3 separate regions of the Homo sapiens genome follow, and regions 2 and 3 are each linked to region 1. Evidence: chromatin contacts called from ENCODE Hi-C or POLR2A ChIA-PET data. All regions are on one chromosome and are shown on one strand. Each heading gives the region's core, a stretch centred on a gene start or an enhancer-like site at or near the end of the contact. The rest is flanking DNA. Distances are from core to core; before and after follow the strand shown.

What was found. A loop is a pair of places that touch in the nucleus more often than their neighbours do. ChIA-PET counts read pairs that join two places held with the same protein, here RNA polymerase II (POLR2A).
Region 2: a map of HepG2 shows a loop between it and region 1 (3-fold over the local background). The contact joins two enhancer-like sites. A Hi-C loop is called at or near these places in 1 of 168 maps with a recorded cell type or tissue (HepG2). POLR2A ChIA-PET finds 5 or more read pairs at or near these places in 1 of 52 experiments (HepG2).
Region 3: a loop to region 1 is called in a map with no recorded cell type, with 1.9 times the contacts of the local background. The contact joins two enhancer-like sites. A Hi-C loop is called at or near these places in 3 of 168 maps with a recorded cell type or tissue (HepG2, heart left ventricle and thyroid gland) and 1 of 37 single-sample maps with no recorded cell type.

Annotation. Positions count from the first base shown.
Region 1 is chr20:22,427,227-22,432,179 of GRCh38, reverse strand. No RefSeq gene overlaps it. Among named protein-coding and RNA genes, the nearest start is that of LINC01427, 150 kb to the right of the region's middle. RefSeq lists a cis regulatory region at 1,290-1,301 and an enhancer at 1,224-1,368. Within about 2 kb of position 1,984, at least 2 of the 41 ENCODE cell types and tissues checked have a DNase peak (open chromatin) inside an H3K27ac peak, as active enhancers do.
Region 2 is chr20:22,488,391-22,493,343 of GRCh38, reverse strand. No RefSeq gene overlaps it. Among named protein-coding and RNA genes, the nearest start is that of LINC00261, 88 kb to the left of the region's middle. Within about 2 kb of position 2,848, at least 10 of the 41 ENCODE cell types and tissues checked have a DNase peak (open chromatin) inside an H3K27ac peak, as active enhancers do.
Region 3 is chr20:22,372,955-22,377,907 of GRCh38, reverse strand. No RefSeq gene overlaps it. Among named protein-coding and RNA genes, the nearest start is that of LINC01427, 93 kb to the right of the region's middle. Within about 2 kb of position 2,772, at least 6 of the 41 ENCODE cell types and tissues checked have a DNase peak (open chromatin) inside an H3K27ac peak, as active enhancers do.

The DNA of each region.
Region 1 (4,953 bases), core at 735-3,234:
AAGACAAATTGCAGGCATAAATGCATCTTCTTACCATTCCTTCCCCTCACTTTTGCAGCAGCTAAGCCAGCTCCATCTCCCTTTGTTTTGTATTCAAAGCACAAGAATAGTGTCCATGAATATCAGCTCAAAGAGACTGAAGGGATTTTAGGTGGAATATCTTAACCCCAGGAGTGTGGCCCACGCCAGGGTGGTCACAATGTTTGTTTAGTAGGTTGGGCTGGGGGTTGAAAACCAGAGACTAAAATGCTATAACGGCCTGGATTTGAGGGGTTGAAAATATTTCACATTTGGTACAGGCACCAGGAAACTACTTATTTTGCTTGAATGTCTTATTGTTCATTTGGTCAAGTGGGGTTAGGATTCAGGACATACTGGGGAGATAATTTTTATGCATCGATTTGAAATTGCCTCCAACAGCTCATAATACCAGCTGCATGATACTACATCCTGCACCCTACTCATGCCAGAGGAATAGACGGCTCCCTTAACACACCTGCCTTTCTTTCCTGGCTTTATTTTATTCACCAAGATAAGTAGGAAAGCAGATAGATTAGATAGATAGATAGATAGATAGATAGATAGATAGATAGATAGATAGATAAATAGATAGATAGATAATCAGATGGATAAATAAACATATAGATCAATGGATTGATAGATAAAATAGAAACATATTAGAAGATTTTTTAAAAATTTTTTATTTATAAGAACAAGACACCCTGAGTTATTCCTGTAAAGTTCAGAATGGGCAGAGAGTATCTCATTCTTAAATAAGAGAAGGGAGCTGAGAAACTTCTGTGCAGTAAAATGACTGTTGGTACTAAGACCTATGGATAATTTTTAAAGCATAGTAAGCTAACAAAAAAGTTATAAGAAACTGTTTGGAGGGATTTAAAATTTCAGGATTTTAGATACAAGAGAAGTATAGCCCCTGCCCCGAATGCTTTTATCAGGGCTTTCCAAGAGGAGCAGGCCAACCAAAGCTCCCTTAAAGCCAGCATCTGCCTCCAAAATCCGCCTGGAGTTTCAGCCAGCCTCTGCCACCAAAAGGAGCCAGGGTGGCGTGCACAGCTCTCATAAAAAGGTGCCAATCTGGGGTTTGGCCCGGACTAAATCCGACTGAGATAGAAAGCAGTGACCCTGTAATTGGACGACTTCCCCTGTGTCCAGACCACCATAGAGACTGCTGGGCTGCACAAGCTTCCCGGATCGCAGTTCACCAGGGGTCACCTTCATGCTGTGAGAACAAAGTCCGACTGAGCCCAGGGCCCCAGCTGCATGGTTCTGCTGTGTAAACACAGCGCAGACAACAGGACGACCAAATGTTAGGGTCCCTGTGTGATCCATTGTTGGATTATAGACATGGCCATAGACTCCGTTTCCAACTGCCCCTACTTCTCTCTTGTCTTTCTGTCTCCTCTTCTACCTCATTTGTTGGCTTCTAAACATCCTCTAACAGGACAAATCTTTGGCTGTTTTGCCTTTTTTGTTTTCCAAGCCAGGGTTCCCACTGCACCCCAAACAAGCCCAGTACTTTTAACAGGCACGGCCTCAGCAGAGGTGGCCCCACTGAGGCCTGCATGGTCACACGATGAATATTTTCTCATTTGTCCCCATGAACAAAACTTGCTTAAAATCAGGTGTGGGAGGAGGAGGTTAGGAAAAGGGCTGCCTCTCCTCTTCCTTTTAATCAACCAACTCATCTTTAACTGCCGCCATTCCCGTCCTCTCTGCCAGGCCCCGGCTAATAGAAACTCGGAATGCAGGTTCATACCCCTGCTCTTAGGTGTTCGAGGATGCACTCTGGGAAGCGCCGCTGCATCCATCACTGTCGGTGGCTACTTGAGAAACGCCGTGATGGACTGGCCCGGCAAAGCCCCTCCCCACTGCCCGCAGGCTGCAATTCAATTAGTCATGGTCAGAGGGAGGCATTATTATTCATACACCAACGATTGTTCCCAAAGTAAACAGAGCTGGGATGAGGTCTCTGATCCTCCCAGTGCCTTTAGCTGGGACACAAAAGAAAAAAAACTCCAGAGACACTGGGGTGGGACATTTGATCTGAATTCTGATCTCCTTTGCAAGCTTCCCCATCAAATCTTGTTGATTTCTTTCTTTGCTTCTTTCTTTTTTCACAGTCTTCACAGATAAGTGCCCTGTGTGTGCATACGCAAACCCAGCAGGGCCATTTTATTCCTTTATTGCCAACAATGCCAGAAAGTCTCTTCCACCCAGGACACCCCCCACCACTTTATAATAGGGACATGGATCCCTTAACTGGAGTGAATGATCCTGTTAGAATATAACAGACCAATAACTTCCTAATTCACAATAAATAATCCCTGTAAAAATAAAGGATGACATTTGTATTTTGTAAAGTGCTAACCAAATTGCCCGTGGCCTGGCCAGCCCCCATCTGTTTATCAGTTTTGCTGAGTACAAGTGAACCCAAGATAAATGCCAGTTTTCCTTGGATAAATTTTACAGCCAAGCAGAAACTGCCAAAGCACACAGGAGAGGTAAAAGCAGAGCTGTGTTCTCATTGACAGAAAAGTCAATTTTGCAGGATGGACTTAGGCAAGAGCCTGTGACCCCCGCCCCAACTCAAGTTTGTATGTTTATAATAGGGCTGTTTTCTCTGGGAGGGAATGAGCCAACTCCGGGAGCTGAAAGTTCAATGGAGCAGGCTGGCTGGGGCTTCCCAGCTGCAGGGGGAAGAAACAGCCCTGCCTGCTCACTCTGTTTTGCAGGAGTGAGCGTCATGCACCCTGGCCCAGACAGGGTGATAAACTTGGGGTGTCTGGATAACCCACATGCTCATTTTCACTTTCGCTGCATCTGACCCTCTGAGGATCACTGCACTGGGACACTTGACCAAGCCATGCGTTTAGACACAACACCTTAGCACCTCATTCTGCTCCGGAGAGCCTCAGAGCGTCCAGCTGATATGACGGAAACCCCTTGTGCAGAGTCACCTAGAGCCTTTAAGAAACATGAATTCTCAGGCCTGACCCCAGACCACTGAACCAGAATCTCTGGGGGCCAGGGCCTTGTCATTTGTGATTCACAACAAATCACTATGGGAGGCTGTCCAGACCCCCCTTTAAAGAAAGACTTTAAGGAATAAATCTCAGCTGCTAAGAGTTTCACTGGCAGACAGTTTTCACTATCAGCCCCTTCAGAAATGGGTCAGCTGTGGAGAGCCACCTGGAGCCCGTGCTCAGGCCCCTTTGGGCAGGTCATCCAGTGGCTGATAAATGGATGTGCACATAGGCTCTGTAGCTTGGCCCCACTCAGGACTACTCTGAAGGAACAATCCACTTCAGAATGCCCAGTAGTATCCACTGTGGCTCCCTTCCACAGATATTGGTCCCAGAGCCTCTCCTGAATAAATATCCTGCAAGTTAAACTCCATCTCAGAGGGAGAACCTTATTGCCAGGCTTGGAGAATGATGATCTAGAAAACACTGTTCTTGTCCAACACTCAACCCATCCATAAATTCTCTCCATAATATCACAAACAGCTGGGCACCTAGCCCCAGCCTGGCAAGCCAGAGGAAAGAATCCATCAGCTTCTGATCCAGTCCCTCTGGACAACACTGGGAGGAATAAGTTGGGCCCCTTAATTCTCTTGCTTTCCATAGAAAATTGAAGAGCCCTGGAGTTCTACTGCTGGCTCCACTATTAGAGATGGGTTGAATGATTCAAATTACTTGGCCTCTGTTTTTCCTCTGTAGAAATACAGAAATGGTGAGGGATTTTGGAGACAGAATGAAAAAACAATTACCTCCTAGACTTTTTCCTGTTCTACCATCGGTGACCCATGGAAAGAAGAAAGGGAGGGAGGACCGGAAGGAAGCAATGTGCTGAAGACCTGCTCCTCTCATCAAGAGGTGGCATCAACTTCCCTCCCATGGAACAGGGCTGGGTTTAGTGACTCACTTCTAATGAGTAGGATGGGGCAGAAGTGGCGCTGCATGACTTCCAAGGCTAGATTGTAAAAGGCAATACAGTTTCCACCTGGTGCTCTCTCTTAGGACACACACTTCAAAAGATTTGAGCCCCCAGGTAAGAGACCATATGGGGAGACCACATAGAGACAGGGAGGCCCAAGGAGGCCAGCTGTTTGAGTCTTCTGTGAGCTAACACCAGCCCCAGTCACTGTCCAACTGTTCCTACATGAGAGACCCTGAGTGAGAACTGCCCGGCTAAACTTAGTCAACTTGCAGAATCATGATCAATAATAATAATAAACGGTTTGTGTGGTTTTACAGTAAACTTGGGGTGGTTATTACATAGCAATAGTTGAGCTGGGGTGAATAAGAGATCTTAAAGCAGAGATCCATATTTATTCATAACATTGAGAATAACTTGACAAATATACATACCCACATATTTATGTGTGTGTGTATGCATATATATGTATATATATATAAAATTTGGAAGAAGGTAAACCTGGTTCTAAAACTACTCAAACAAAACAAACTCAAGTTGTAGTCATGAGATTTTTCTCACAGGCCTCAGTGAGGACAGGTCAAGCACTGATGAGGCAGAGACTGGGCCTTTGTCCACACGCCAATGACTGGCCTACCTCGTCTGTCTAAAGATATTTAAGAGCTGTAATAACCAAGCAGATGTCACATCTACATGCTCAGCATATGCACTCATCTCCACAGGGATGCCAGTGATGCTCACTGGAGCCTGTTTTCTCCATTTGACATAGTTGTTCTAGGCCAGGCACAGTGGCTCACACCTGTAATCCCAGCACTTTGGGAGGCCGAGGCCGGTGGATCACCTGAGGTCTGGAGTTTGAGACCAGTCTTGCCAACATGACGAAACCCTGTCTCTACTAAAAATACAACAAATTATCTGGGATGGTGGCAGGAACCTGTAATCCCAGCTACTCAGGAAGCTGAGGCAGGAGAATGGCTTGAACCTGGGAGGCAGATG
Region 2 (4,953 bases), core at 1,599-4,098, 60 kb before region 1:
TCTTTGCATCATAAACAATCAAATTATGCTCTTTTAGTTATTTTTAAATGCACAATAAATTATTGTTGACTGTACTCATCCTACGGTGCTATCACATACCAGCTCTGATTCATTCTAACTATATTTTTGTACCCATTGACCATCTCCCCTTTCCCACTCCCCCACTCCCATTTTCCAACCTTTGGTAACTATCATTCTACTTCAAAGATGGAATTTTTAAAAAGTAGAGTCAACTCTAACCTTATGTACAAATCTGTGGTTGAAGAGCTTGTGATCAAATGGAATAGAGAGGTTATAAACTGTGTTCATGCTACCTGTATGAAGAGCATTTAAAAAAATAAAAGCCGATGACACTATGGAGCTGCTCATTATGTTAAAACTGATAACATTATTTGAATTGGGTGCCTTCCACATTCTAACATCCAGGACCTCTGAAATCATCAGCTTTTCCTTCCTCTGGAGAGTTTTCAGATCTGGGGCTAACCTCTGCCAGGATGAAAGTACTTAGGCATTTCTTCATACAGCAGTGAAATGCCATACACTTTCTCTCCCTGAGCTGTGTTTTTTTGTAGTACATGTTGTGCCTTCTGAACTGCTTCTCAGTGGCAGGAACCATATTACATCTGTCTTTGCTCCCTCTAGAGCCAAGTGCTCTGCAGTACATAGAAGGTGCCCAGTAAAATTGAGGGAGGATGGACAATTTCCTTAAGAATGAAACCAGGCCACAAGGTGCATGAAGTAGCATGCAATGGCAAGCTGTCACTCCATCCCGAAATAGTGGCCACACAATCACATCCTTCTGGGATCTATTGATCCGTCTGTTGTTTCACTTCCAAGTCAACTTTTGCTTCCTCATTTGCTAAAAAAAAAAAAAAAGATAGCAATACAATTTGACATCATCCAATATGCCCTAGATGTTGTAAAGATCAATTGGATATGATCTTTAAAGGTATTTTGACGCTGGAGAAAGGGAGATATGAGAACCATTGGCAGTACCATGCATTTAGTGTAATACGTTTACTGGCAATGCCTTTATATATCATCAGCAGCCATCAGCAAAATTTTCATGTGTACAGTTCCTAGAAAAAAATCTCTGCTCTTTAATTCCCTCAAACTTTAAAATCTCTATTCTTTATTAAGCCAGGTTTCAAAGATGCTGATTTGCTTGTTTTCAACTACTCTTAAAGGACAATGGTGCATTTGTGGTTTATGTTTTTGAGAAGGCTAGTGGTAAGATGGTAGCACAAATCTGAAGAACATTTTGAGCACGCTGGAGGCCAAGCATAAAATCAGAAGGTTGGGATATCTCGTTCTTGGGAGGGTGGTGATTTCAAATAAAAGAACCGAATTTGGGAGACCAATGTGGGCAGATCACAAGGTCAGGAGTTCAAGACCAGCCTGGCCAATGTGGTGAAACCCCATCTCTACTAATAATACAAAAATTAGCCAGGAGTGGTGGCATGCGCCTGCAGTCCCAGCTACTCAGGAGGCTGAGGCAGGAGAATTGCTTGAACCCAGGAGGCGGAGGTTGCAGTGAGCCGAGATCGCACCACTGCACTCCAGCCTGGGCGACAGAGCAAGACTCCATCACAAAAGAAAAAAGAAAAAAAAAAAAGAACTGGTAGCTGGAAGGTTTTAATGTGGTTCTCATTCACCCTAGCTCCAGTCATGTTGACACACAAGCTACTTACCATTAAGGATGTTAAGGTGAGGTTTTCTATTTAAAAAAATTGCTGTCAGGGACACCTGCATTTTACTTGCTGAGTGGAAATATTAGAATATACCCGTGGGTGACTCTCTAAGCTAAGTTTTGGAAAGAAAACACCCCACTGATGTTAGGGCAAAACAATCCATCCTTGGTACACATCCAAACAAACAAAAAAAAAATTCAGCTTAGCTTTCTAATTTTTTTTTTTTTTTTCCTAGCTGGGGGAAGGATGACACAGGGGAAGAGAGGATTATGGGCTTTATAATCACACATTTCCTAGCCTTGCTTCGCTGAACTCAGGCAGATGCTTTGCAGAAACGTGCAGGATTCCAGGCAGGTGGGTGATCAACCAGAACAAGGCCTAAGGAGTGGGGGCACAGCGGGCAGCAGGAGGGAGCTCAGGGGGCAGGCAGGCTTCAGGTTGATGGCAGCACCTGGGTCCAGGCTGGGCTCTGGGCTCTGCCAGGGAGCCTGGAGCCAGGGGTCTCATTAGTACCTGGCTAGGACTGCAGCCGGCTGATGGCAAATACAGGCTATCAAAGCCCTGTCAGCACTCCTGAATGGGACAAAGAAAAGGCGCATTAATGATTAACTCTGCTAAAAGCTCCGGCTTTTGTATTCCCATGGTGCCTGGCCTATCTGGCTGCCATGTGACCGGCCCGGGCCATTTTCTCGCAGATTGGGGAAAGCTAGTGAGCAAACACAGGTGGTTCTGTGTCGGCCGCGCTGTCAGGGACAACCGCGGACAGCACCAGCTATGCCTGGTGAAATTAGCTGCTGTGTTTGCCTCCAGTTTTGCTTCCTGGTGCTCTTACTTTCTAAGTCGAATGTCATTTTGCCACTCATTTTCAACTATTCACAGGAGGTGCTAAAAAGGGGGAAAAGGCCCCCACGCAAAAATGGGAAAGGGAGACACACAACATCATGTTCTTTGAACTCTGCAATAACGTTTGGCGACCAAAGGCGAGGGCAGGGTAAACTAATTAAAACCTCTCAGGTCTTTAACTTTCTGCAAGAGCAAATTTATTCTTCTCAAAGGGAATTATTTTAGTGATCCTGACCAAATAAGCAAGCTACAACAATGACGTCATAAGCCTGCTGGCATGGACCCAGCTCGGCTCCCTGTGCCATGGGGCCTGGAAGAACCTGCTTTTTAAAATGGGCCGTGGCACTAGCGCCCACCCGTACAAGCCGGGCAATGAGAGGGTGCCCTTCCAAGTCTGACCCTGCCTATTCGTGGTTCAGAGTCAAGGTCCCTCTAGTGGCATTATTTGTTTAAATGCATTTCTTCCTTGGTCTACATCAGACAGACCTTCTTTTTCCTGTTCAAATATTTATATGTGTGTATTATTGCACGCGGCTTCAACTGCTCCCAATCACACCAGCGGCCATAAAGCACAGATTATCAGCATGAGGTGATAAAGGCCCTTTGAGTCAACACCAGAAATGAAGAGAAAATGAAATAAAGTTATAAAAAGAGGACAGCATAAATGTCTACAAAGAGTATATCAGTCTGCAGATATTCAAGCAATTAGCTACAATAGGAAAGACATTTTATCCAAACTAAAGTACCGCTGACATGATTAACAACGTTTGATATTTAAATATAACATTCTGCCAGATTCCCAGTTAAGAAAGAGGGCACTTGCGAAGTCTTTGGATTGGAATGCAGTTAGTTCAGTGTTAGTGAATATCAGCTCAAACACAGCCGTGGTGTGTGCTGCGTTGCTTTCCAATGGACGCTGACCACAGAATAAATGTGAGCAGTCTCTAGCCCCAAATGGCAGGGTGAGGCTGCTGTAATCTCTCAGCGCTGTTGGTTTGAGGTTTGTAGTGGTGTTTATTCTTGCTCCTTCCTCGTGGTTCCTAAACTTTTGATTTTTGTGAAATGAAGGAAATATGGTTATAGGCCCCAGCTGCAGGGGAGACTTGGTTGCCCCTGGGTATAAGCACCTCAGTGTGGATTTCCATGTCATCAAGCAATTTTAGCAGATACATTTTTTTGAAGGGGGCTGACAGTAATTGGTTTTTCTTTGCAAGTGCTGATAGGCAGGCAGTGGTGTCACTCTTGCCCGAATTACTTAGAGCACAAGCATCATACATAAAAACCCTTTATTTATTTGTTTATTTATTTATTTCAAACCAAAAATAAACAATTATGAAGAGCATGTGGCCAAAATGAAAACTCAGCTTTTGGTTTATTTCCAATGCCTCCTTGCTCTCCAACATCTTTATGTTGTTTATCAAAACCATAAGTTAGTTCTGTGAAAATCAACATACTGACAAACCTTTAACTAGATTGACCAAGAAAAAGAGAAAAGGTGAACACCATCAATCAATACCAATTTTGGCCATATCCCGGGCAATAAAACAAATCTCAAAAAATTATAAGAATTGAAATCATAGAGAGTGTGTTCTCTGACTGCAATGTAATAAAAATAGAAATTAATAACAGAAAGATAAGAGGAAAATCTTCAAATACTTGAAAACTAGACAATACACTTCTAAATAACACATAGGTCAAAGAGGAAGCTCCAAGTTAAAAAAAAATTGAACTGAATAAAAATGAAAATATACATCAATGTTTGTGGTACACAGCTAACGTGGTGCTAAGAGAGACAGACATTTATCATTCATAGTACTAAGTGCACACATTAGAAAAACAATTCTCAGCTCAATAATATAAGCTCCTACCTCAAGAACCTAGAAAAAGAAGAGCAAATAAGTCCAAGGCAAGAAGAAGGGATAAATTAATAAAAATACAGTCAGTACTGAATGAAAGTGAAAGCAGAAAGCAATAAAGAAAATCAATGAAAAAAAGAGTTGATTCTTTAAAAAGATTAATAAAACTGACACACCACTAGCAAGACTGACAAAGAAAAGGAGAGAAGACACAAAATACCATCTCAGGAGTGAAGCAGGAGAAATCACTACAGACCTTCCAGACAGCAAAGGATAGAAAGGAAATACTATAAACAACTCTACACACATAAGTTTGACAACTTAAATGAAATGGGCAAATTTCTTGAAAAAAAAAAAACGTAATTTACCCAATATGAAACAGAAAATTTGAATACTTTTATAACAATGAAGGAAATTGAAATTTTAATTTAATAACTCCCCAAAAGAGAAGTCTCCAATCCCAGATGGTTTCAATGGAGAATACTACCATATGGGTACAGCAGAATTAACACCAATTCTATACAATGTCTTCCAGAATAGAGAAGAGAGAAAACACTTTCCAA
Region 3 (4,953 bases), core at 1,523-4,022, 55 kb after region 1:
GAAGAGCCACTCAGCAGGAAATGCCAGGAAGCCTCTAGGAGTTAAGCCTGATCCCTGGCTGATATCTGGTGAGAAAATGGGGAACCTCATGAGTCCTACAACCACAAGGAACTAAATTTGACCAGTAAAAAGTGAGCTTGGAAGAGGGCCCTTAGCCTCAGGTGAGAGAATAGCTCCAGCTAACACCTTAAAGTCAGCCTGGTGAGACCCTGAATAGAGATCTCTGCTAACCTGTACCTGTACTCTTGACCCATAGAAATTGCAAGGTAATAAAAGTGTATTGTTTTAAGATACTAAATTTGTGATAATTTGTTACATAGCAAAATAAAACTATGATGTCTAAAGCAAATATGTCAAAATATAAACAACTAGTGAATCTTGGTGAGCAACTTAGAGCAGTTCTTTGTACATTTTTGCAAATTTTCTGTAAATCTGAAATGATTTAACAATAAAATGTTATCTAAGGTGTTATATATATATATATATATATATATATATATGGCTTAATATATGCCAGATGATGGTTAAAGTATTTTTAAATATATTAATACATAAATTTTCATTAAAAAACAAATGACCCTTCTTCTTCATGACCTGTTTTACAGATAAGGAAACTGAGGCATGGAGAATTCAGATGACATGGGTGAGGTCCCACAGCCAGTAAAAGGCAGAGCTGGACTTGAATCTGGATTCCAGGTTCACGCTCCTAAGGACTCTGCCCTACTCTCAGTGACCCTGAAGTGATATCAAACCAACTGACCCAGGGGACTGGGTGAATGTGGTTGAGCATGATCCCGCAGGGCCCTGAAATTCATGGGGAATCATTTTTGTTTTATCCTCTGTCATTTTTTTTTTTTTTTGAGATGGGGTCTTGCTCTGTTACCCAGGCTGGAGTGCAGTGGTGTGATCTTGGCTCGCTACAACCTCTGCCCCCCAGGTTCAAATTATTCTCATGCCTCAGCCTTCCAAGCAGCTGGGATTACAGGTGCCCGCCACCACCATGCCTGTCTAATTTTTGTATTTTTAGTAGAGACGGGGTTTCACCATGTTGGCCAGGCTTGTCTTGAACTCCTGATTTCAAGTGATCCGCCTGCCTTAGCTCCCAAAGTGTTAGGATTACAGGCATGAGCCACCGCGCCTGGCCTCCCTCTTTCTTTTATTTATCATACACACATTTATAGTCATGCTGTGAATATCACAGCAGGACGACTCACAGCATTGGAATTTAAACAATAGTATATTTGTCTTATACTGACGATTTTATATATTATCAAAGGTATTCATATACCATAATTTGCCTTATCTATCCCCAAATCTGAAACCTCCATAATATATCAAGCTAACAAAGTTAAGTAGATGAAAAATATGACTAGAGGGGAGAACAAATTGAGCATGTAAAATGGAACCAAGAATAAAAACAGAAAAATAAAAGCATAAAGATCAATGTACTTAAAAAGTCAATCAATAATGCACTTTCAATCTTCTCACATATTTATTTCATACATTTATCATATTTCAGGCTTTGGAATAAGATGAAGTCACCCAAACTCCATTGTGAAATCTAGTCTCCTTGCAATCTGTCTGACCTCAGAGAGGCAAACAGTGAGTAATTCAAAATATTTTTGAATGAAAGTGTCAGTTTAAGATCCTCAGCATAAAACATACCTACAAAGCCTATTTGCAAAGTAAATTTACTCTGGATTCTTGATACCTATGAAAGTTTTTTCTATTATATTTATTTAAAATTACAACAGTTTACATTAGAAACAAGCTCAAACAATTAAGGTAAAAGATAAATAACTGCATACAGTTTAATTTTACAAAATGCAAACATACATCTTTCATTGTTCCATTATCTGAGTATTAAGCGCCACATAATTGCACAAGGCATTTTCAAATGTCTTAAAGGCTCTAAAATTACAGAGTTGACTTTTGTGAAATAGACTTTATTTTCCTCCATTATTACACAAATAATTGACCACACAGATTAAATTTAAATCGGAATTGGATATGTCCCCTACAGAGTTCATTTCTCTTGTGCAGCTAAAGGTTGGCAGCTTATGATGGCTCACGGAGCTTACTCAGGCCCTTGTGGGATACAGAATGGGCCTTGCATTTTCATAATTTAGGATGTCTCAGCTGGGAGAGACCCTAGAGTCCCCTGGGATCGCATCACATCTAGTTTTGCCCAAGACCACCTCCTTTCTGGCTAACCCAGGCTAATTCTAATGGTGCCTCTTTTCACTCTCAGAAATGTCTGTTTGGGAGATGGTACAGATGAGGAAATGAAAGCCTCCGGATGTAGGTTCTCTGGACCAGACCGCCGCAGCAGAGACCTGTGTTTTCTCCTGGGGATTCGGAAACCCCACTCCCCTTGCCTTCAGAGGCGCTGCCGCTCTCCATTGTGGGGCAGAGGTGAAGAAGCAAAGAAAGTGTCCTTTTCATCCTCGCCATAGAATGAAAAACAATTCATCACCACAATTACTCACCAAACCTGAGAGGAGGACAAAAGAAAACATGTTTACGTTACTTTTTCTTTCATTAAAAAGCAACACGTGTTTTTGCCCATCAGATAGAAAACACAGATGCAGAAAAAGGTAAACAATTCAAAGAAAACCCTCTCTTCTAGAAATACTTAACAGTTACTAATTATAAAGACACATAGGAGTTGCAGGAAGTGATTCTAATTCTTGATGTAAGAGAATATTTTCATGGCATGTTCCACATTGAGAAACCTGATCCAGTGACTCAGAATTATTTCTGAAACAATATCCCCTTCCCCCACCCTCTGCTCAATTTCTTCTAATTATAACTCTCTGAGATATTTGCCTCTGATAATCATAGGGAAAGAAGGGGAGAGGGAAAGGAGAAGAGAAAAGGAATATAGTTCAATTGCCAATATGCCAAAAGTGGAAAGATGGACCCGAGTCTCCTCTGGCGCAGTGTCAGGACTGTACAGCACACACTGGCCAGGCCCGTGCCAGAGGCCCATTGTCAGACACCATGGTGGGAGCATGGGAACCTTCTAAATGAACAGCCCTGCTCAACTCCTTGGGCCTCATGTGGGCTGGGAAAATAGATCTGATTCCACCCTTGTTCCTGCAATACTCAACACAATGCCAAGCCTGTACTGGGCGCCCAATATATTTTTCTTGAATGAGTTAATAAGGCTGATTTTCACAAATTTGTTGTTGTTGGGCTCATTCTAGTCCAAGTTACAATTATAGGCCAAAGTGTTTCAAGGTGGTTTCAAAATTATTTACTTCTTGCAAATGTGTACAAATGTCTAATTAGTCTGCCAGATACTGGAGATACCAGGGTAGATAGGAAAGGATCCCAGAGTCACCTAAATAATCAAATACTAGAGAGAATGTGGTGGAGCTGACCAATTTAGTGAAACAGACTTGGGTTCAAAATCCAGCTCTGTGTCCACTAGTTTTGGATCTTAGGCAAGTTATTTATTATTATTATTATTATTTTTAATATCCCTTCAGCAGGGCTAACCATAATGTTAATTCATATGTTGTTTGAGGATTAAGTGTGATAACTGATGTAAAGCCCTTGGAAGACTGCCCGGCACACGGCAAACCTTGGATGAAGGCGACTGCTACTGTGATTTAACAGCTGTGCAATCTTGGGCAGGTGATACTTGCTGCATCTGTTTACATAGGTGGAAAATGAGGATGGTAGTACAATGATTCATCATGATTTTTAAACTGCAAGACTTTTTATTGTTTGCATGAGACTACAAGGTATGGGTTTCCATCATAGCCCCCATTTTAATCATGGGGACACTAAAGCTCCAAGGCTTTAAGGTGGGTCATCCACTTAGAATCCAAAGCAAGAGTTGGAGCAGAAGCCCTGGGAGTGGAGCCGGAACACCTGGGCCCACATCTGTAGTGGGCAGTTGGTTGTGGTGCCTGGCCAGAGGCCTTTGGAGCCCTTTTTAAACCAGCTCTGTGCCCCTGTTTCCCAGCAGCTGCAAGCTCTGCTGATGAGGGTTCATTTACAATCTTCAGAGATTGCCCATGGGCACTGGAACATCCTTGAAAACACAGACAGAGACCCTTCACCCCCTTGACCAAAAACTCTGCCTTATAACTTACTGTTAAGAGCTCCCTAGGGAATCACGCAGAGGCTGAGACTTCACCTGAAATCATACCCTCATTTCACTTCCTTCCTTTCCCTGTCCTGCTCCCAGATCCCTTGCCAGTTTCTCCTGGGAGTGCCTCCTCCCAGTTGAACCTTGGGCAGGACAGGGTGTGCTGCTGAGAGAGCCTAAACTAAAACTGCACCTGGATGATGCCATTTACATAAAAGATCTCAAATTAATTCATGTCGCTTGGTCGTGCATCAATAAATCCAAATCCCAGGTGCCTTTCCTGGGAAGTGGGATTGAGCTGAAAGGCCAGGGTCCCCAGGAACAGCCTGTTTTAGTTCTCTTCCAAAAGCCATGAGCACTTTCTTTATGTCAAGCACACACCTTCAGGGACTTCACTTCCCTTGTTTATTTCTTGAAGGCACAGCACTGCTCAGAGCCTGTCCCAGAGCTCCTGGATGACGTGTGTCCAGCACATATTTGTGCTGAACAAATATGTGAATTCTGTGTTTCACTGTTACAACCTCATTACATCCTCAGAATAAACTTGAGAAGTAGGCACTCTGATCTCCACTTTGGTGTTGAAGAAATTGAGAGGTAGGGTGATTAAGTTCCTCCCCCAAGATCATTCCGCCAAAAAAGATGAGAGCTGGGATGTAAGACATGTCTGATCAGAAATTTATTTTATTAGACTTCATTATGTTCTTCCCATGAGCTTCCTAACCTGGGCACTGTTAAACATACAGATTCCTGGGCCCTTGAAACATACAGATTCCTGGGCCCCATTTCAGACCTCAGACAATGGAGTTTAGAAATGCCAAGTGCTTTTTCTGGCCACCAACATTTAAGAATTA